2 separate regions of the Homo sapiens genome follow, and region 2 is linked to region 1. A link is a loop called in an ENCODE intact Hi-C map of the cell type or tissue named here. Cell type or tissue: ovary. All regions are shown on one strand. Each heading gives the region's core, and the rest is flanking DNA. Links, peaks and the distances in the headings are about the cores only.

Region 1 (10,570 bases), core at 1,811-9,810:
GACTCAGGGCCTGTGGAACCTTAGGCAAAGGTCTTTAACTCTCTGAGCCTCAGTGTTCTCATCTGTCATTTGGGCACAATTATATGCACCTCTTGGGGTGTTGGTGGGGATGAATGAAATGGTACATACCCAGTGACTTGCACACTGAATGGTCAATTAGTCTTTTCTTCTTGACTCATTCTGAGGTGGGTTCTAAGTGGCCATCTTGATTTTTTGTCAATACTACTGCTTAAGTGAATCCCTGGAGTCATAGTCTGAAACCCTAAGTATACCCTTCCCAATTCCCTACTTTACCAGACTAAGCCCTTCACTCAGGTAGTTCATTTCTTATTTTTATTATTTTCCCTGTCTTTCTAGGTACCCCCAGGGTTTCCTTCCTGGCTCCCTTCTCTAACCTCATTCAGTCACCAATGTAAAGTTTTCCTTTTTATTTTGAGAATGTCAAACATGTAAAGGTAGAATAGTCCAGAGTGAATATTACAGTGGACACTATATATCCATCAACTGGAATTAACAACTATTGACAGTATTAACATTCATTATCGTATATTCTTCATCTTTTTTTGCTAAAATATTTTAGAGCAAATCTAAACAATTATGAATTTCATTGATAGTTTTTCATGTACATATATATCACTAAAAAATAAGAACATCTTAAATATTCACAGTAACTTAATCATACTGTACAAAATAAAAACCCAAGAATTTATTAATGTCATCTACCACCCAGTCCATATTCAATGTCTTTTCATACATGGTTTGTTAGAATCAGAATCCGAATAAAGCCCATACGTTAGCTTTGGTTCTTTCAATCGCCAATTCCGCCCTTCCCCAGTTTATTCTGCCATGACAAGTCGTGATCACTGGGTTTATACTCTCCTCTTTTTTTTTTTTTTTAATTTTACTTTAAGTTTTAGGGTACATGTGCACAACGTGCAGGTTAGTTACATATGTATACATGCGCCATGTTGGTGTGCTGCACCCATTGACTCGTCATTTAACATTAGGTATTGGGAGGAGTCAAAAGGCAAGGTCAAAGGTTAAAGATCGTCTCTGTCTTGACAGGTATTTTGATGGCTCTCCATTGCGTATTTGTAAGTGTCTAAACCCTTCCATTTACACTTTAACACATCAACTTTTCATTCTTTTACAGAAGAGACACTTTGTTGCAGGGACTTTCTGAGGACCATGATGAGAAGAACTAAGATGGTGTATGTGCAATGCTTAACCCTACCCAGTACACAGAACATACTCAAAAAGTTTATGGATTCTTTTTTTTTTTTTTGAGACGGAGTCTCTCTCTGTCCCCCAGGCTGGAGTGCAGTGGCGCCATCTCGGCGCACTGCAAGCTCCGCGTCCTGGGTTCACGCCATTCTCCTGCCTCAGCCTCCCGAGTAGCTGGGACTACAGGCGCCCACCACCACGCCCGGCTAATTTTTTGTATTTTTAGTAGAGAGGGGGTTTCACCGTGTTAGCCAGGATGGTCTCGATCTCCTGACCTAGTGATCCACCGGCCTCAGCCTCCCAAAGTGCTGGGATTACAGGCATGAGCCACCACACCCGGCCAAGTTTATGGATTCTTAATTGGTAGTGATCATTATGATCATTGCATCTTAGAAAGCGGGTCTTTGGGTCAGCGGACTTACACTGGAAATCTGCATTTTCTCCTCGTCATCAAGCATGTTACTGAAGGAGCATCTCTGAGTCTCCCTTTCATCAGTGATGAAGTGAGAGTGATATGATCTCTTAGCACTTTGAGAAAGAGAGATGCTGTGGATAAAACACATATAGCATTACTGGACACAAAATAGGCCTTCAACAAATGGTAGTATATATACCACATACGTAAAATACATATCATCCATGACCACCCGTCTTATTTCTCTCTCTCTGTCTGTCCCTCCCTCCCTAGCTTTATCTTCCCTGTCTTTCAATTCCTGCTGCATGTGGATAGGACTCTAAATACATTTCAGTGTATACATGGTATAATGGAAAGAATCTTTGTTGAGTATTCTAGGTCTGAACTCATCTTTTAGTAGTAATCTACCCTCAGGCAATTCATGCTACTTGCTTGAGCGCAGTTTATTCACTTGTGAAACAGGAATAATTGTGTCTGTTCTGAGACCCTTACAAGGTGAGTGTGATGCTCACGTAGGTGCCACAGGGTGAGAGGGCTTTGAGACGGTGAAAGCGCCAACTGACAGGCTAAGTCCGAAGTACACTGAGAGGGCTTTAAAGAAACGAATACAAATTCCAATGACATGAAGTAATTCATAAGCATTGTCTTTTAAAAAAAATCATGTTCATCTTCTCTGGTTTACTTGGTTTTCTTTGCCATTGAATTATTCCACCAGGATTTGCTCTCTTTTGAGGATCAAGAGCCACAGAATGCTAAAGGGAGGCAGAGTCTCGGAGGTCCCCTGTGAAGTGGGAAATCACCTGGATGCAGTGGGGCCCTTCAAGTGCATCACCAAAAAAAACCATCCCAGAAGGTAGGGAACAGAAAGCCTCAAATACCAAATTAAGATGTTCTCATCAGACAGCTTAATAAACTAGTTTAAAACACACAGAAGTAAGGGGAAAGAGATGAAGACTAACACACCTGGGGTAGGGTACAGGCAGGGTTGAAAGGGCCAGACTCCAGTCTTGTATTACAGGGGTCCCCAACCCCCCAGCCATAGACTGGTACTGGTACCAGTCCGTGGCCTGTTTGGAACTGGGCCACACAGCAGGAGGTGAGTGGTGGGCGGACGAGCAAGCAAAGCTTCATCTGTATTTACAGCCAGTCCCCAGAGCTCACATGACCCCTGAGCTCCACCTCCTGTCAGATCAATGGTGGCATTAGGTTCTCATAGGAGCAGGAACCTATGATAATTGTGAACTGCACGTGTGAGGGATCTAGGCTGTGTGCTCCTTATGAGAATCTAATGCCTGATGATCTTCACCCTCTCCCATCACCCTTGGATTGGACTGTCTAGTTGCAAGAACACAAGCTCAGGGCTCCCACTGATTCTATATTATGGTGAGTTGTATAATTATTTCATTATATATTACAATACAATAATAATAGAAATAAAATGCACAATAAATGTAATGCGCTTGGATCATCCTGAAACTATCACCCTGCCACCCCAGTCCTTGGAAAAATTGTCAAATTGTCTTCCACGAAACCAGTCCGTGCTGCCAAAAAGGTTGAGGACCACTGCTGTGTTAGACGATATGTATAGCCCCCCACCCCCTTTCTCTGTGTCTGTCTCTCACTCTCACACTCTGACACTGGGGTTATGAAGAGGACAAGATTTAATAACAAGGGGGCCAACAGATGGAAGGTACCTGAGGCAGACACACGCATTTGTTTTTGTGAGCCATGGAGACAGGTGTGCTTGGTCCCAGCCGCAGCTTGCCAGTGAGCCGGCTGGCTTTTATCTGTGTTTCAGGCCAATGATCCTCAACCTTTTTGGCACCAGGGACCAGTTTCATGGAAGACAATTTTTCCATGAATCAAGGGTGGGGTAGGATTCAGTGCATTACATTTATTGTATACTTTATTTCTATTATTACATTTTAATATATAATGAAATAATTATACAACTCCTCATAATGTAGAATCAATGCCCTGAACTTGTTTTCCTGCAAATAGATAGTTCCTCTGGAGGTGATGGGAGACAGTGACAAATCATCAGGCATTAGATTCTCATAAGGCACACGCAACCTAGATTCCTCGCGTGCGCAGTTCACAGGAGGATTTGTGCTCCTATGAGAATCTAATGCTGCGGCTGATCTAACAGGAGACGGGGCTCAGGGGGTTAATGCTTGCTTGCTCACTGCTCACCTTCTGCTGTGGAGCCCAGTTCCTAACAGGCAGGAGCCCAGGAGTTGAGGACCCCTGTTTTAGCCAGAGGATAGGCAGAACCAAAATGGGTGTTCCCCATGAGTGGGCAATTTAAGTCCCAGTGAATTTTGAGTGCCTCAAGTATATTTAGTGTAACTTTTGATCCTTCCATCTTTCCCATCTTCCACCTGCACCCATGTGCTCAGCCTACCTCATCTTTGTGTAACTCACCTCACTCTACTTCATTTCTTCTATGATCATTGGCCTGTTTCTGTTATTTTCTAGAGATGCATCGAACATCTTTAAACAATAGAGCCAACATCTATCACAGCACATATTCCAGCACTCTCATGTGAAACAAGTGTGAACTGAGGACCTGAGTGCAGTGTGAGAGAAGCAAGCCTGGGACATAGCCCTTCTTACTCCTAGTTCAACACAATCCCCATGATCTTTTAACTTTCTTCCTGTTCTCAGGGTGAGATAAAGAGGAATAGAGACCTGGCTAAGCCATCTGAAACAAACAGACAAGCAACTCAGCACTACAATGGGACTTTTTGGATATATTTGGAGGCAAAGGAATATCAGTTCTTGTCAACCTTCATTTTGCAGACTGTGTGATGTAGCAGAAAAAAGCCAGAGAGATGTGGGTGGAAACCCCAGCCTTTCTATTTGGCGAAATAACTTGACCCTGGGAGAGTTCCTCCTTTTTTAGCCTACAAAATTAGTAGGAGAATAGAGTTATTATGAAAATTATACGAGAAAGAGTATGCAAAGTGCTAATCATTGAGACTGGCTTAAAGCTAGGACTCAAATAAATATGAGTTCTGCTATTTTTCCACATACCTCTTCTCACTTCTTCATTGTAAGCTTCAATTTGTCCCCAAGCCAATGGCATTCACTGTTCCCATTAGTCTCCTGCTAAAATTTTGACTCAAGGTGGTGACAGGGAGTGATGCTGTGTTTGGCCGTCCCACCTGACAATGAGAGGGACTGAATTATGGCGGGAACTCTTCGGCCAAGGGTTGCTTTCTGCTAGGTCTCTTCGGGGGATGCTTCATTCTAGAGGCCAAGAGCGCTTCAAAGAAGGACCAATAAATTGTGCTGGGGGCTGACAACCACACTGCCAAGGGCAGAGTTGCACATGGCAGGCCTTCTTCTTCCTTTAGAAGAACTCTCAACCCCTGGGGTAGAGTTTCCTGTAAGTGTGGGTGTTAAAATGGTTTGTTTTGGTGTTGTTTTTGATACATGCAACTCCTTCCAGAGGCTAAGACATGAAAAGTCCTGCCAGGAAATCATCACTGAGGAATAAATAATATCATAACCCTCTCCTGAAGCCCAACAGTTATTCTCCACACACTCATCCTCCAACACCCTGTCCCAGTTGCCAGCTCCAAACTTATAGAAGTCTCAGCAAACAGGCATGAGGCAGAAACATGTTCCAAAGCTGTCTTGGCTCAGCAGGGTCCACCCATGCTAGCTAGGATGGGGAGAATTCCAAGGTAAACAGGCTGCGTTATCACTCCAGACTTTCTTGGCAGGAACAAACCGGTTTCCAGCCCCAAAACATATTTTGTGTGGATAATGGACAACTAGTTACAGAGTAAACACATGAGGAGTTCGCAGGTGTTATGTTCCTTTGTGTTCGCCAACCAGATGTTCTTGTGTGGGACTGGCGTTTTCCGCCCCCTGGGTGTCCCATGCTGAACTGAAAGTCATTCTTTCTTCCCCCTCTCAATGACATCAAGAAGAATTCTCACAGGATATTTCCCAAAATGAGCTGTAGATTTCACTTGCAAACAAGATTAAACTGTTTCTGTCAATTTCTTTCTTTCTTTTTTCTTTTTTCCTCAATCTGGATTATTCCAAGTAGCATTAGTCAAAATAAACATGTAAATCTTGACCTTTAGAAAAGTAACTACTATAGCAGAGTTATAAAAGTTACCTTAGGGAACTCAGGCTGTGAAATTGATGCCCGTGTCCTCGTGCTCTGGGTTGGCACTGGGTGCTGTGGACGCCACCTGTGCATTGCTACAAATCAAGGCCAAAGGTGGAACATGCCAGTGCTATTTCCACCGCTCCTGGTCAAGGCATCTGGCATGCTGGGGCCATTTGAAGAGGTTTGGACAGTATGTTCTCCTTATGGCCTACTGTGCTATGGATCCATGGGTCAGTTTGGAGAAAGCTGAGTGCTTCTAGAATATCTGACAGATCGAAGTGGGGCAGTGAGGTGAATGAACTTGGGTTTAGGAAATGAAACTTCATCAAACTGTGTCTGAAGTCAATCTCATGTGTCATTAGCCTTGAAAGGTTCTACCTGGTTCTCGTTGAACAAGTCTTGGCCTGGGCCCTGAACTTGCTTGGCTGTAGCAAGGGAAGATTACACAAAACCTCTTTTGCTGTCACGCCTTATCACTCCTCGAGCAGAAAGGAGTTCCTCGTTTTTCCATGCCACCTTTCCCAACACAGGAGTAGCGCCGGGCCAGGTCTCCTCAGTCGCTGAGTCTTGGTGTCATCCAGGCTTCCTATGACACGCTCAGTGCAAGGCAACTTGAGCTGCTCAGGCAGCCTGCTGTGTAGGATCCTCTGGTCTTTCCCCAGTGATGATAAAAAGAGGTAGCCCTAAAATGTGTGAGACATTAAAGGTTGATTGTAGAAGATACACGCAGCATGGTTGGCTGCATAAGAAATTCAATGACGGCTGGGTACCGTGGCTCATGTTTGTAATCCCAGCACTTTGGGAGGCTGAGGTGGGCATATTACGAGGTCAAGAGATCGAGACCATCCTGGCCAACATGGTGAAACCCTGTCTCTACTGAAAATCCAAAAATTAGCTGGGCGTGGTGGTGTGCACCTGTATTCCCAGCTACTCGGGAGGCTGAGGTGGGAGAATCGCTTGAACCAGAGCCTCCCAAGGTGCACCAGAGGTTGCAGTGAGCCAAGTTTGCACCACTGGACTCTAGCCTGGCGACAGAGTAAAACTCCGTCTCAAAAAAAAAAAAAAAAAAAGAAAAGAAAAAGAAATTCAATGACACATGTGCTATGTGCTTCTCAAAACACTACAGTTATAAGATCTTATTTGATCCTAATTAATAATACCTTATGCTACTGTAAGTGCTTGTGGTTTATAAAACACTCTGGCTTACTTTATTTAACTCTCAGCACAAATTTGTGAGGCAGGTGGAATTAGGCTCGCTTTACTGGTGAATTACCTTGGTCTCTGGGAGTTTATGTGATTTACCCAAAGTCATTTGCCAGTCAGTGGCAAAGTCCAACTCAAACTTCAGCCTCTTAACTCCAAATCCAGGGCTTTTCCCAGCAGGTTGGGAGTTCAGTGGAGTAGGTGCCACTGTTCACGTTTTGTAGATGAGAACGTTAAGCAGGGATTACATAACTTGCCAACAAAAAGTAATTTGTGATAGAATCTAAGAAATAATGCACATTTCCTGACTTCTAATCTGGTGCTCTTGCCGCCTCTCTGGGAAGCTTTTGGGGGGGATAAGTGAAGGTGGGAGAGATTTTGTGATCATTGGAAAAGAAATCTAATATAGAAATCCTATCCTAAAGGACATCACAAATTTGCAGAATGCATATCATCGTAATGTATAAAATATATTAGTGGTTAAAAAAAAACTCTGCTCATCCACTCCATTTATGGAATTTATTGCCTAACTGTCTTTTTATACCATGGCAGTGTTTGTGTGTGAAATGTGTCTAACTTGTGGAAGCTATAATTTTGTATTCAAGACATGATGGGTAATTATATATAGGAGTTGCACTTGAATTTCCCATCTACTGACAAAAATGATGGAATCAGCCACAGCATTGTGATTTCCTTTCAGTGAAATGCATTTGCTTTCCTTTTCAATTAGTTTTATGGACAAGATTCAAAGATTGCTCTAGACTGAGAGAAAGTGGTGACTGGAATTAGCTTTGTCACATGCGGAAGGACTGGCATTGCTTCCTATCAGTGCACATTCAGGCAGGAACACACATCTGGGGGAGAATGCAGACACTCCACATGGCAGTTCTGGTTGGCGGGATGTTGGCTGTTAGGTTCGTCTGGCCCACATCCAAGTGGGCTTACTGAGTGAGGCACAGAAGGCGACTCTCCAGGGCACTTTACTTCTAACGAGTGGACCTCTCCCCTAGGCCAGGTCAAGAGGCACTGCTGTGGGGATTCTCTGATGCCATGCACTTATTGTATTGCCTGGCCTCCTCTCAACTTTACCAGCAAGCTCTTATATGTCTATTTCCATGACAATTGTACTTCAAGGGCCTAACATGGTGGCTGACATCAAGCAGAGACTGATGTAAAGCTACTGAATAAATGCATGGAAGAATGACAGGCAAATCTTAGGATAGGGCATTATAGTGATGCCTTGTGTGTCCCCATAAGCTCAACATTTCAATCTACTCAAAATTCAGCCCAACTTGGAGGATGGCAGCTTTTCTTTCTGTAAGTAAAATCAGGTAGCCATTTGACTGTTGACAGACTTGTTCTTGGGCAAGTTACTTAAATTTCCTGGGCTTCACCAGATAGAATAGGGGTGAAGGTGTCTGATAGCAGCCCCGTCGTTGAAATGAATCAAGTCTAAGCACCTTGGGAGAGCTGCCAAGATCTTCCTGTTGGTGCCCACCTTTGTGGTAAGCTCTCAATGACACACAACTTACTCCTTGCTGCCTGCTGGACATGCCATGCCCTCTTTTCCATCTGCAGTGTATGTCTTGCTCTCCCTGGGGCATGCCCTTCCTCTGTTCTCTTTGCCTGGGAAACTTCTTCACATATTTGGTGACTCGGATCGAATGCTACTCTTTTTTTTTCTTCTCTCAAAAAATCCTTCCTCACTGCTGCTTGTACCTGCTTTAGCATTTTGTTTATGTAAACGTTATTATATTGATCACTGTATTAGTCCATTTTCATGCTGCTGATAAAGACATATCGGAGACTGGGAAGAAAAAGAAGTTTAATTGGACTTACAGGTCCACATGGTTGGGGAGGCCTCAGACTCATGGCAGGGGGTGAAAGGCACTTCTTACATGGCAGTGGCAAGAGAAAAATAAGGAAGAAGCAAAAGCGGAAACCCCTGATAAACCCATCAGATCTTGTGAGATTTACTCACTACCATGAGAATAGCATGGGAAAGACCGGCCCCCTTGATTCAGTTACCTCCCCTTAGGTCCCTCCCATAATATGTGGCAATTCTGGGAGATACAATTCAAGTTGTGATTTGGGTGGGGACACAGCCAAGCCATATCAATCACCTTTAACTGGCATTACTGGAAATTCTTGACTGGCTCTTTTAAAGGGTAGATGCTGTATTCTATTAATTTTGGTATCCTCTAAGCCTAGTAAAATGCCTGGTATAGATTAAATGCTTAAATCTTTGTAAGATAAGTAAATGACTGTCTGAATGAATGAGAGAGAAATAGAAGTAGGACGACTATCACATTTTTAATTTTTCAAAAAAGGTGAGATGATTTACCCACAATTTAAATCAATAGAGATTCCTAGTATGTCCTTACCAGGTGAGAAGCTTCTGGAATCCCAAACACCCAGCTCAGTTTTGTTGACTGGATGAAAGGATGTATAAGCAAATAGTGAAGATTCTTTTGCAAAAATGTAGTTTGACTTTTGTCTCCATTTATTTATTAATTTAGCTTACGTTTAGTGATCTTTGATTATATGCTTTCCCCTGTGCATTCCTTCTCCTCATCTCTGTCTAATCCCAAGCACTGGGGCTGCTAATATCCTTATAATATCATGAAAGTTGATACAGGGAAGTTTAAAAACTTTGTGAAATATGATACCAGGCAAAGGTTCACAGGTTCTTTTTAAGGCTGACTTCCCTTCCTTGGTTTCTAGCATCCGAGATCATTAAAAATAGATAGCATTGTAGACATTTTAAATACCTATCTTACTTTATTTCCACCATTAGTTTTGCTGTTTCTTCCTGTGGTCCTCTGAGGTTGAAGAGAGAAACCTCAAGGTCATTTTCAATATCAGGCAGTCTCACTGCTCAGGGCATGCTTTCCTATGTGTAGGTTTCTTTATTCTCCCATTCTGCTTCTTTTCACAAAAATGTGGTTTGCAAAAAATCCATATCGTTTACTCAAAACATAGGGTTCTAAAACTTGAGACACTGGGATCAATCTAACCATGCTATTTGGATTTAAAATGTGGGGAGGATATCCAGCTAGGTGAGCTATCTGATCATGAGTTCAAGATTGAAGGCTCTTTTTTTGATATTGGCATTTCAGCATCAAATGGGCAGCCTCTTCTCTGATCCTAATGTTCTCTCCTTTTAATAAGGCAGGTGGGACACGACTAAAAATTTCACTTATCCCAGCACCAATGCAGCCCCACCCACTTTGATTTGCTTTCCTGTAGCATTTATAGCCACATCTCTTTTTCAATCAAGTTTCTAAAGAAACTGGATTGCAAGTTTCTTTAAGTCATGGACTTCCCTTGCTCATCTTCTCTTTCCCACTCCAAAGTCTATGGCAATGTGTAACACAATAAATGCAGACTGTCTCAAAAGGATAACAGCTCCCTCAAAAGTGTCAAGATGAAGACATCAGAGCATGCTGACATTTTTATTCTTCTTAATTCTCGTGCACACCAATGGCTGGAGGCCTTCCATTGTCTCCTGGTCTGAGTGCTCTATGTATGCTTGTCAAAATAATGAAAATGTCTGGCTGTGTCATTGATCAAACCTCATGGAGTGAAGAAACAAGCCT
Region 2 (10,570 bases), core at 1,563-9,562, 410 kb before region 1:
AAGACCTTTCCCTTCCTCAGATCACAAGACTAGAGATCCTTTCCCTTTCTCCTCAATACACCCTCAGGGCCTAGTGGCTGGCCATCTGTAGAGTTTTATGTGCGTGCTCTCCCTGGGAGCCAATGCGCTGCTCTGCAGGTGCCGTCACACACTGGTTGCTAGCTGGCTGGTTCTTGCCACTGAACATCAACTCCGAATTCACCTTTTAAAGCCTAACCCCAAAGTGATGGTATGAGAAGTAGGAGGGATCTGGGAAGTGATTAGGTCATCAGGGTGGAGGTTTCAAGAATGGGATTAGTGCTCTTATAAAAGGGACCCCACAGAGTGCCCTCACTTCTGCCCTGTGAGGACAGAGCTGTAAGGCACCATCTACAAACCAGACATCAAATCTGCCAGCACCTATCACTCTTGGACTTTTCAGCCTTCAGAACTGTGAGCAATAAATGTCTGTCATGTATAAGCCACCCACTTATGGTATTTTGTTACAGCAGCCCAAACAAACTAAGACACTCTCCCCTTGGGACACAAAGTCCTACTGGGAGAGCAATAGTGTGGTAAGCAGGCTGATCTGCTGATGCATTTTTTTTTTGTTTGTTTTTTGAGACGGAGTTTCATTCTGTCACCCAGGCTGGAGTACAGTGGTGCGATCTCAGCTCACTGCAACCTCCACCTCCCGGGTTCGGGCGATTCTCCTGCCTCAGCCTCCCGAGTAGCTGGGATTATAGGCTCATGCCACCACGCCCAGCTAATTTTTGTATTTTCAGTAGAAACGGGGTTTCGCTATGTTGGTCAGGCTGGTCTCGAACTCCTGGCCTCAAGCAATCCACCCACCTCGGCCTCTCAAAGTGCTGGGGTTACGGGCGTGAGCCACCGCGCCTGGCCGATGCATTTTTGAATAGCAGCTCTGATAGAAACAGTCTCATTTCTATAGCGACACAGATGTACCTGGACACTGCAGAGGGCCTTGGTCTCCCGAAACCTTAGTTACCCACTGAGGACTAACATTTCTAAAACAGCTGCAGTTCAAAGTATAAGGGGAAGAAAGAAGGAACAAAGAAAGTCTGGAGTGCAATAGTTCTTAGAACAGCGATCCTCAAACTTGAGCATGCATCAGAGCTCTCTGGAGGGCCTGCTCTAGAACACAGACTGCAGGGCCCCAGCTCCAGAGTAACTGCTTCTATAGGTCTGTGGTGGGCCTAGAACTTGCATTTCTAACCAGTTCCCAAGGAAGGCTAATGCTGCTGGTCCAGGGACCACACTTGGAGAACCACTGTGCTGAAGTACAGGACCCACACATAGTGAACAGGAAGCCTGGTGACATGTCCGAAACATATGCCTGGATGGATTTCTCTTGGAACTCTTTTCGAAAAAGTCACAATGGCTTCAAAGTTTAAAAAGCCATCTATTAGCTGTGATTTGAGTAGGATGCCATTTGTGGAATGCTCTTTTAAGAGTCCTTTCTGGCCTCCCTTCCTAGGTAGACGTGGACACTGTCTGCCTGTGCTGTCCCCAAAGAATCATCTAAACAGACACCCTTCCAGACCGCTTGACAGTGCAGGGGCCCTTTCTCATCACCAGGCTGTGGTCTGCCTGAGGGGCTTGGTTAGAAGGCTCCAAAAGTTGTCACTGAGTCAGGAACCCAGTAGGTTGGCCATCCACATGGAGTAAGTAAATGCAAACACTCGAAACACACAAACGCTCTCAGTGTAGCTGAGGTGAAGGCATCTTTCTCCACATAACTATGTTCGATTTAATTTGCACTCCTATAGGCTTACTCCTGGCAGCCATTCAAGCTGACTAGCACAGAACAAACCGAGGCTTTCACGCAGTTGCTCGGCCAGTTTCCACCTGTCTTCAACGGGAGAGGCCAAGGCACACAGGGGCCCCCAGTGTGTCTGGGTGCCTTCCACTTGCTGGGGCTTTATTTCTCGATCTCCCGCCTTGCTCTCCATCAGACCTGCAAGTTTTCTAACTTCATTCCTAAGCGGCCCCTCTCCTGGTCAATGTGTCAAAGAATGGGACAGTCTCTCTCTGTTGTGGAAATTTCCCATTTCATCCCTTACTTAAGAAACTGTCTTTTGACCCACATTTCTAGAGCACACAAGTTTTGGAGCCCCCAGTATATTTAGTTTTGGGGTACTGGAAGCTCAGTTTTCAGTCAGGTGGGCAATTTTGACTAAACGCAGCTGTCAAGCCCTCAAATGAGAAGAAACATTAGCCAGCTGGCGTGACAGGAGAGCAGCTATCAGTTCCATCGGCCAGGTTTTAGTTACCGGCCTTGACGCCAAAAAGAAATGGGTTTCTTGGAAACAAAAGTGATGGAATTTGGGCTGTGACTTATATAACCTACCAGTGTTCCTCAGCCTATGGCGGGATGCTTTAAAATAAAAGTTTTTAGGATGGAGAAATAAATCGAGAAACAACAAAACCACCACCACTCAGGCCATGCAGCCTCCTACCTCTGGAAACTTCTGCCAGGCCTTCCTTTCCTCTCCAGCCCCAAAAGGTAACAAGTGCTGCAGCTTTAAGAGCGGGAAGGTGTTGTTTTAAGGGCCTCTAAGCCCCTCTTCTCAATTTCAGCTTTGAGCTGAGATCACATCCCCCACGGCAGCCAAGGGACAAAAGCCATTTATCAACCCATCTGATAAAACTTCCAATGGGCTTGATCTTTATCTAGACCAAACCAAGAACACAAATTGCAAACTCCTGCTTTTCCAAAACGTTGACTTCTTCTTAAATAGGGTGATTTTTATTTTAATTTTGAATTCTTGGGAGGAAACCAAATTGGGCTGTTCAACCAGACTCTTAAGTAGGTGGAGAAACTGCCTTTTAAATACACTGGGGGTGAGGAGAGGGCACCCTGCTGTTTGATCCCCTGCGGAGGTTTTGACATTCCAAGCTGAGTACTTTTTGGGGATACCAAGATCCCTCACCCGACATCTTGTCCTTGGCCAGGCCTCCCTATGGAACCTAGGTCTGGAGAGCAGGTTGCGGCTCTCTGCGACCCTTCTGGGGTGCGCAGTGGTTGAGTAAGCCGGACGCACAAGTCTGAGCTGGCGCTGGGGGCCAGGAGCAGGGCTGGGACTAGGGGGTAAACTGATCCCTCGCTCCCTACTGTTCACTGTCTGCGTGGTCCGCCCATTGGGAGCCCCAACTCACAGCCAGGCCGAGCCAGACCTGCCCAGTTTTGCCAGTTCCTTGAAACCCAGTTGGCGGAAGAGCAAATCAAAATAACCCAATCCGAGTCTAAACTCAAGTCCTTTCTTGCAAAGCTCAGTAGTGCGCGGGGGCTGCGGCTCTACGCCTGGCTGTGGTGCGAAACAAGATGAAATTTTTTCAAAAAGACACCTCTGAACCCCGCAAACACAATGGAAACGGCTGGGAGATCCCGCCTTGCGCCGGGGGGGCCATTTGGCCCGTGACATTGTGTTTATTTGTATTTTTAGCAAGAAAAAAAATGGGTATAAAGGGCTTAACTGGCGTTTTCTGGCTGTGAGCAGCATATGGCAAAAATGAAATAAAGTTTTATGAAACATCATAAAGAAAACAGGCCGGGGATTTAAGTTGCATGCCTCCCCCCTCCCCCCGAAAGGAAAAAAAGTAAAGAAACTGGAGCGTTTGGGAAGGAACAAATGCTTCTCTGTGGAGTTGGTCTCCCTTCCCCCAACAAAAACAAGAGGTCCGGGCTCGGAGGAATTTGAAAGCAGCGATCTGCCAAAAACATTGTGAAAAACTATGGGGGATTCATTGGAAACAGATGGGCTTTTTCAGCTTTAATTCTGAAATTCTCTCCTTTTCTGACACAATAAAAACAAACAGGGGGCGACGCAGAAAGTTATCAAACAGGAACACCAGCTCATTTGAGCCGAGTCCGTGGGTGTCCCCGCGTGGCCAAATGGGTGGAAACGAGACGAGGTCTCCGGGGAGGGGGCTGTCGGGAACTCGGCTGGGACCTCAGGGGCGACCCTGGCTCCACCCCTGGGCACCCGGCAGGTTTGCAAACTGCTGGGCGAGGAGCTGAAGAAAGTGTCCCCAGCACCGAGGGCGTGCCTCCCCTTCTCCCCCTCTTCCCGAGCCCCTAGGAGGCACGTTCCCAGCCACCCCCTTTCTCGGAAAAAGGGAAGGGAGTGAGGCACCCCGGCCCCTGCGCCCTCCCCACACGGCTCCATCTCACGGCAACTCGGGCAGGGTGCCCCTCTCCGGGTCCCCAAGGGCAGGCATCGCACCCACGACGGGGTGCGGGAGAAACAAAAGACCCGTGGAAATAGGAGGCGGGGTCCGGAGGAGGTCCGGAGAACTTGAGCCCGGACTCACTCGCGCACATCTGGCCCAGCATTGAGGGGCGGCCCAGGGACCCGGCCCCGCGCGCCCGGCCGGCAGTGCCTTACCTGCGGGGAAGCTGCAGAGAAGGAAGGCGAGGGTCGGCCAGAATCCCAGGGCTGAACGTCCTGCCCCTCTCCCCATACCCATCCATCCAGCTCGGCCTGTTACCACTAGCCTCTCCCTGGAAGAAGAGTTCAGAAAAAAAGAAGAAAATAAATCACGCTGCGAAGAAAGGGCAGCCTCGCTCCGCCGGCGGGAGCAGCGAGCCGGGAGGCTCCGTCCACCTCGGCCGCGGGCGCCCGGCGCGCTCCCCTTCCCGCGCCGCCCCCCGCGCGCCCCTCCCTCGCCATCCATCACTCGGTTCTCCGCCAATGTCGACGCGGCCCCGCGCCCCAGCCGCCTGCGCACCGCCCCCTCGCGCTCGGGTTTCAGCGAGGCCGGCGAGGTAGCCGGAGGCGGCCGGGCGGGGACCCAGGCTGCCCGGCCGCAGCGCTCGCCGTGAGGACCTCGGAAAACCACGGCCCTAGATCAGAGGGCGCGCCACGCTCCCCGACCCTCGCGCCATCTCCAGCCCGCGGCTGTCCTTGCAAACCAGGCCCAGCACCCTTGGGAGGCCGCAGGGCATGAGGCGGGGCAGGACGCCCCCTTAATCCCCTCCACGAATATCCAATCCAAGTAGAAAAACTGTCCTTGGAGGCAAATCCCAGCCCTACTTTCCAACCAGACTGCCGACCCCAAGCTTCCACCGACGCCCCCTGGCTCATCAGTCGCACTCAGACGCGACACCGGTGCAGGAGGCTGAAAAACCCACTTCCGAGTTGTCTAGGTCTGGGCAGGATGGCTCTCTGCATCTCAGCTACTAACGCACCTCGAGGTTCCCGCCCGTCGTGGCCCCAGGCCACCCATCCTGACTGGGTTTGGCCTGCCTCCAGCACCCCCTTCAAGCACCTCGCTGCTTCCTGAAGACTTGCCCCGGCTGCGCCCCCGTGCTGAGGGCCTGCGGGCCTAACCTTGCCACCTTGGCACAGCTGCCACTCCAGAGAGATGGCTATGCCGGTCCGCGTGGCGCGCAGGGCCGGATGGTTTGGCGCTCTCTGCGAGGCCCGCAAGGCTGCACTTGGGAGGGCTTCAGTATGGTGACCTTTCCTAACTCTGTCGCTTATTTTTCTGGGAAAGAAACATCTCCTTCCCAAGGTTCCCTGGGCCCTGCAGTTCTGCTGCCGTTGTGATATTTAAGGGACTGGTAACTTCCCCTGAGAGACATCTTTTGGATGAAACACAAATAGTCCTGAGCAAGTGTTCTTAGTCAAACCAACTCCTCCCGCCACCCTCCTCACCTCACTCCCAAGCCTGCCCATCTGGTTCTTTGGGGAAAAACACCTCTGGGTTTTTATCCAATTTGGAGGTTTCTCTTAAGCACTATCACAGTCCTTACCTGCTGCAAAGGCCACACAGGCTTGTGCAAGGCTGCAGGGCTGCAGCTGCATTTGGGGTTCCGGCTGCCAGGTCGGGAGTGTGGAGAGGAGCAAGTTTGAAGGGAGGGGAGAAGGCCCTATGGCTGTGAAGACACAACCCCAGCAGCAAGACTTATGAATCTGGCTTCCACAAAACAGGTACACAAGGGGACCATACCTCAGCCAGCTGTGCAACAGGGCAACACGAAGCTGCTCTTCCCTTAGGTGGAAATGCCAGACACAACTCTTCTTTACGAGGGGGTGTCACTGTGTTTCCCTGAAATATTGAGGTCTCAGATCGACAAGCTCTAAATATTTTTCCCCCAAACCAGGGTTCATTTCAGGACGGGTCTGCAAAATGCTACGGTTTTCCCAGTGAAAGCCCACCATCGAAAATGCTCTTCCTTTCAAGCTTGGCCAGTCCTGGGGCCCGACCCAACAATTTATTCTGCAGCATCACCGAACGGCAGCCCATTCCAGCGGCCACCGGGGCACGCTAAGCAGGCACTGTGCCAGGCTGCACAGAGGTGACCAAGTGGCCTTTCCACTAATTAACACCATTTGCTAGAGTCTGCCTTTCACGAGCTAGTTCTAGAGTCTCTCGCCAATGAGAAGGGATCACTGGCATTCCAAGTCACCTGGACAGTAATTAACCACCGTCACTGCTGCAGCATGTCCAGGTTGGAGACCAGGGCTCAGGATCCAGAGGAGGCCATGCAGCCCGCAGAAGCCCAGAAATCACGCCCTTCTGGGGCTGCCCTTGCCCAAGAATGGACTTTTCACAGCAGGACTTTTTTTTTTTTTTTCAATGAGAACAGAAAAAAGAAATCTTCAACTATGTTACAATTTAAAAGCAGGAAAAAAAAAAGGAGTTTCTCCCTCCCACGTCAGGAAATGTCATCCAATATTCTTAAAGAAAGGATAACTAAATAAAATACATGTGCAGCATATTCTGCAATTCCATTACATACAGTAGTTTTTTTTTCCAAAGCTATTTTAAGTATTGTTAATATAAAGCAGTTGCACAAAAAGCAAAGGTGCTTTGACAAACAGGTGTATGCACTGATTCCTTTTTAGGAACAGTATCTAAAAAGAACCCGTCGTCCACACTGCCCCAAAAAAGACAAAGATTCATACAGACACATTGGGATATATGTACAACATAATGAACCCCATCCTAAAGAAGCAACTGAGATAACCCCCAGAGAATACAGAATCAGAATTGTGAAAAATCATAGTGAAGTTTGCTTGCTGTAAAGCCTGAGAATTTTTTTTTTTTCAGTTGGTTCTTCTCGCAGCAGGACTTTTAACCTCTACATTTCAGTTTCTTCATCTGTAAGGATCGGGCTGATAATATTGTCACTCCAAGACTACAACTGAATAGAACTCGGAAGAGGCCCCAGGCCATGGGAGTTCCAGTGTCCCTGCCGGGAGACGGGTACTGGCTGCCTTTTTAGGAGGAGACCCCAGTCTTGCGACATGAGCAAATAATTTGGGAAAGGGGCACAAAAGGCTTTTTTTCCCCCCCTTTCTTGAGGAGAAATGTCTGAGGCTGAATTTGGACATCTTCAAAGTGGGGACTTGGCCATCACACAGTTTAGACTATCATGAGAAATCTAGCCCCAGCTAGAGCAGTATGGCGTTGTGTTGACCTTGAGGAATCTAGCTATACTGGCTAAACCAACCAACTTTTAAACAGCTCCCCAACTCTCTGCAGGAATAAAAAATTCCTAAAACGTTAGATTTGAGAACTCAGCACTCCGTTCGCCATAGAAACTCATTTAACTCAAAAGTGTAGTTGACTTCAAACAAACAGCCCCATAGAGTCTAACCAAGTATGTGGTGTCCCCTAGGCTACAGCTTAGACCTGGGGATAGAGACACTCTCATGCATGACTCTTGCCCCTTTTCTTCAGCACTGGCTGTGGAGGCCTCAATCCTGAGCATCCCCCTCCACCTTCTCTCCCTTTCCACTCTGGGGGTAGCTATTTGATGGGGGGAAAGGGGTCAAGGGGCTTCTGAAAGGAAGGGTTCTGCATACGGCTGAAGTCTTCTCAGGGGCAGTGATAGTCAGGGGTTCCAACTTTGCCTGCTTCTAGGTATGAACAGAGTGTTCTCAAATCTAGGGCCTGAGTCATCAGTCAACAAATATATATTCAGGACCTGCTGCAGGCTAGACCTTGGGGGATAAAGAAATAAGACAGTCCCTATTTCTGAATTGCTGGTAGAAACAGATAATAGAGAAAAATGAGTGCTAAAGGAGAGGTGAGGAGTGAATGACCTTTACCAAAAAAGGTGGTGTCTTTCAAAATAATGGCTAATATTTTGACGTATTTTTACATTGTGTCAGATGCCAGCTGAGTACTTTACATTTCTAGAAACTTTCAGCTAATGAAGATTCTATTACCATCCTCATTTTGCAGATGAAGAAACTGAGGCTGGGAACGCTTAAGTACGCACCCAATAAATGGCTAAAAAATGCCAAGCCAAGCTGGCCGAACCCCATGCTTGGCGTACTGTGTGTGCCATTCATTCCAATGGTGGTGAGCAAGTCCGCACCGGGCTTAAAGTCAAGGCGAGACAGATTACTTAACAATCACTTTCAATAAAGCATAACACAGACTCTGACAGGGGAGACACAGAACACAGGCGCCAGGGGGCTCCAGCCCAGCTTGGGGTGCAGGGAGGGGAAAGAAGCTTTCCCAGTGTAGGAGTATGCCAGGGGAAGTTGACGGGCAAGGGAGGGGATGGCAGGGAGAAAACTCCAGGCAGAAGGAACACCCAGCACGCCAGGAACAAAGTGTGCTTTACCTGAGGATCTGCAAAGGCTGAAGTGCGGCTGTAGAAGGAAGAGGTGAAGCTGGAGAAACAGAGCAAAGAGCTTGGGGGAGCCTGTGAAGCACCTGGGAGCCCAACCCAAAGCCTCAAGAAGGGGAGGGATTTATTCTTTTGGGAGACCACTGTGGGAGATGTAAAAAGATTAGAGTTGCCCAGGCCCTTCTCCAAAGCAGCTATATCTGAATCTCTGTGGGGTAGAGCCTGGGCATCAGCATTTTTAAGGAGCTCCCTTAGGCGATTCATGTCTAGGGGAATAGCTGGGTTTGTAAGTTCTATCAATCTCGGGCCCATGCCCTCCTTGCTGCTGGCAGGTGCACAGAAGACCCAGGTCTGTCAGTTTCTGCCCCTTGGGATTAAAGTCAAGCCAAGACAGATAACCTAACAATTACTTTCAATAAAATGGTGATTGCAAGTGACTCAAGCTGGACCAATCAGAATCTTTCTTGAGATTGTTGCTACAGAAGCTTCAGTTCTGGTCCGACTCCAACATAGGATCGGTTTAGGGCAGCAATCTTGTGCGAGGGTGAGTGTTTATGAGTGTTAGTAGTTGAGGCAGCATTTGAGGACGTGACATAGTGTGTGTGTGTGACAGCTGCCCTGTCGCCCAGGAGGCTGGAGCGCAATGGTGCGACCTCGGCTCACTGCAACCTCCGCCTCCTGGGTTCAAGCAATTCTTGTGTCTCAGCCTCCTGAGCTGCTGGGATTACAGGCACACGCCACCACACCCGGCTAATTTTTGTACTTTCAGTAGAGACAGGGTTTCACCATGTTAGCCAGGCTGGTCTCAAACTCCTGGGCTCAAGTGATCTGCCTGTCTCTGCCGCACAAAGTGCCGGGATTATAGGTATGAGCCGCTGTGCCCAGCTGACATCTTGTTTTTACTTAAGTTGTATTTTATCAGGTGAGCTTTTTGGGGAGTGATGAAGACTTTATTTAGGCTAAGCCTCCCCAAGCCACTCTTCAGCATATGACTCTCCTGCAGCTCTTCCTGAGCTCCTGTGAGCTACCCTAGTACCTCTTCCAGCTATGGAAGCTGAGAAAAATTCCTTATTTTGCTGAAACTAGCTTGATCTAGATTTCTCTAACAGATCCCTGTCTAATATGGAGGAAACGACCCAACACTGGTTCCAGGTATTTTTGCCAACCTCGCAAGCGTAGGGATATGTTACCAATGGCTCTTAATCCACCATTCACTTACTGACCAAGAATTTGACAACATTTCTTGAGTAACCACCCATTCCCCCATGTCCTGAAAAATGTTTGTCCAGACCATGTCTTGAGGAACTGAGTTGCTTCAATTTACAACTCAGAGTGTGAGAACGGATCCTTATTTTTAATTTATCCTTCAAATTCCTCTTTCAGACTTTAAGGGCCGTCCTGGGGTCTGGTCATCTCAGATTTGATGAATCAGTACTTGTTCTCTCTCTCCATAACCTTCAAGGTTTTATAGACTTTGATCATATCGCCTTTCTGGCTTCATCTTTCCACACTAAAACCCTTAAGGTACAAAGCAGCCCGGCCTCTTGCGAAGAACTTCAGGTGATGACATTGCTCACCTTCTGCAGTTCTGAGAGATTTTTCTCAAGGGGAAGAGAATACAACTGCCAGGTTTGGGTAGAGCCCAGGTAGAATACTATTTTTCGCTTGTTTTCCAATATCGTTTCTGACAGTATTTTAGCATTTTCTGAACACTTGGTCCTGAGTGGCCTGTAGCAAACAAACATTTTGCAAAGACCCCAAGGATCCTCCTTTGTGGCTATAAACAGACTGGACAAAGTCCATTTTCCTGTAATTTGGATTATGTTCTCATAAATGCATTAACAGACTTGCGCCTGCAAAAGCTTAATATGCATGTTCTTGCTAACTCCTAAGCTCATCCTGCAGTTAATCACCATTTGTTTGCCATCTCTGCATAGTCTTCATTTCATCCCAAAGCCTGGAACCATCTGAGCTTTC

The links. Peaks named below come from ENCODE experiments on the same cell type or tissue, not always from the same donor. Only the 100,000 strongest peaks of a DNase experiment are listed, where the experiment ranks them.
Region 2: a loop joins it to region 1, with 2.0 times the contacts of the local background. A loop is called at or near these places in 9 of 110 quality-filtered maps.

The regions. Positions count from the first base shown.
Region 1 is chr15:93,480,737-93,491,306 of GRCh38, forward strand. No RefSeq gene overlaps it. Among named protein-coding and RNA genes, the nearest start is that of LINC02207, 370 kb to the right of the region's middle. In ovary, for the core only: a CTCF peak has its summit at 5,521; a DNase peak (open chromatin) is centred at 5,275; H3K27ac peaks cover 2,640 bases.
Region 2 is chr15:93,068,528-93,079,097 of GRCh38, forward strand. RGMA (repulsive guidance molecule BMP co-receptor a) reads right to left here. Exons shown (of 4, transcript NM_020211.3): 2 at 4,389-4,504. Among named protein-coding and RNA genes, the nearest start is that of RGMA, 15 kb to the right of the region's middle. RefSeq lists a silencer at 4,978-5,116 and an enhancer at 5,273-6,030. In ovary, for the core only: no CTCF peak of the experiment used is centred there; DNase peaks (open chromatin) are centred at 4,724 and 5,239; H3K4me3 peaks cover 2,791 bases; H3K27ac peaks cover 2,671 bases.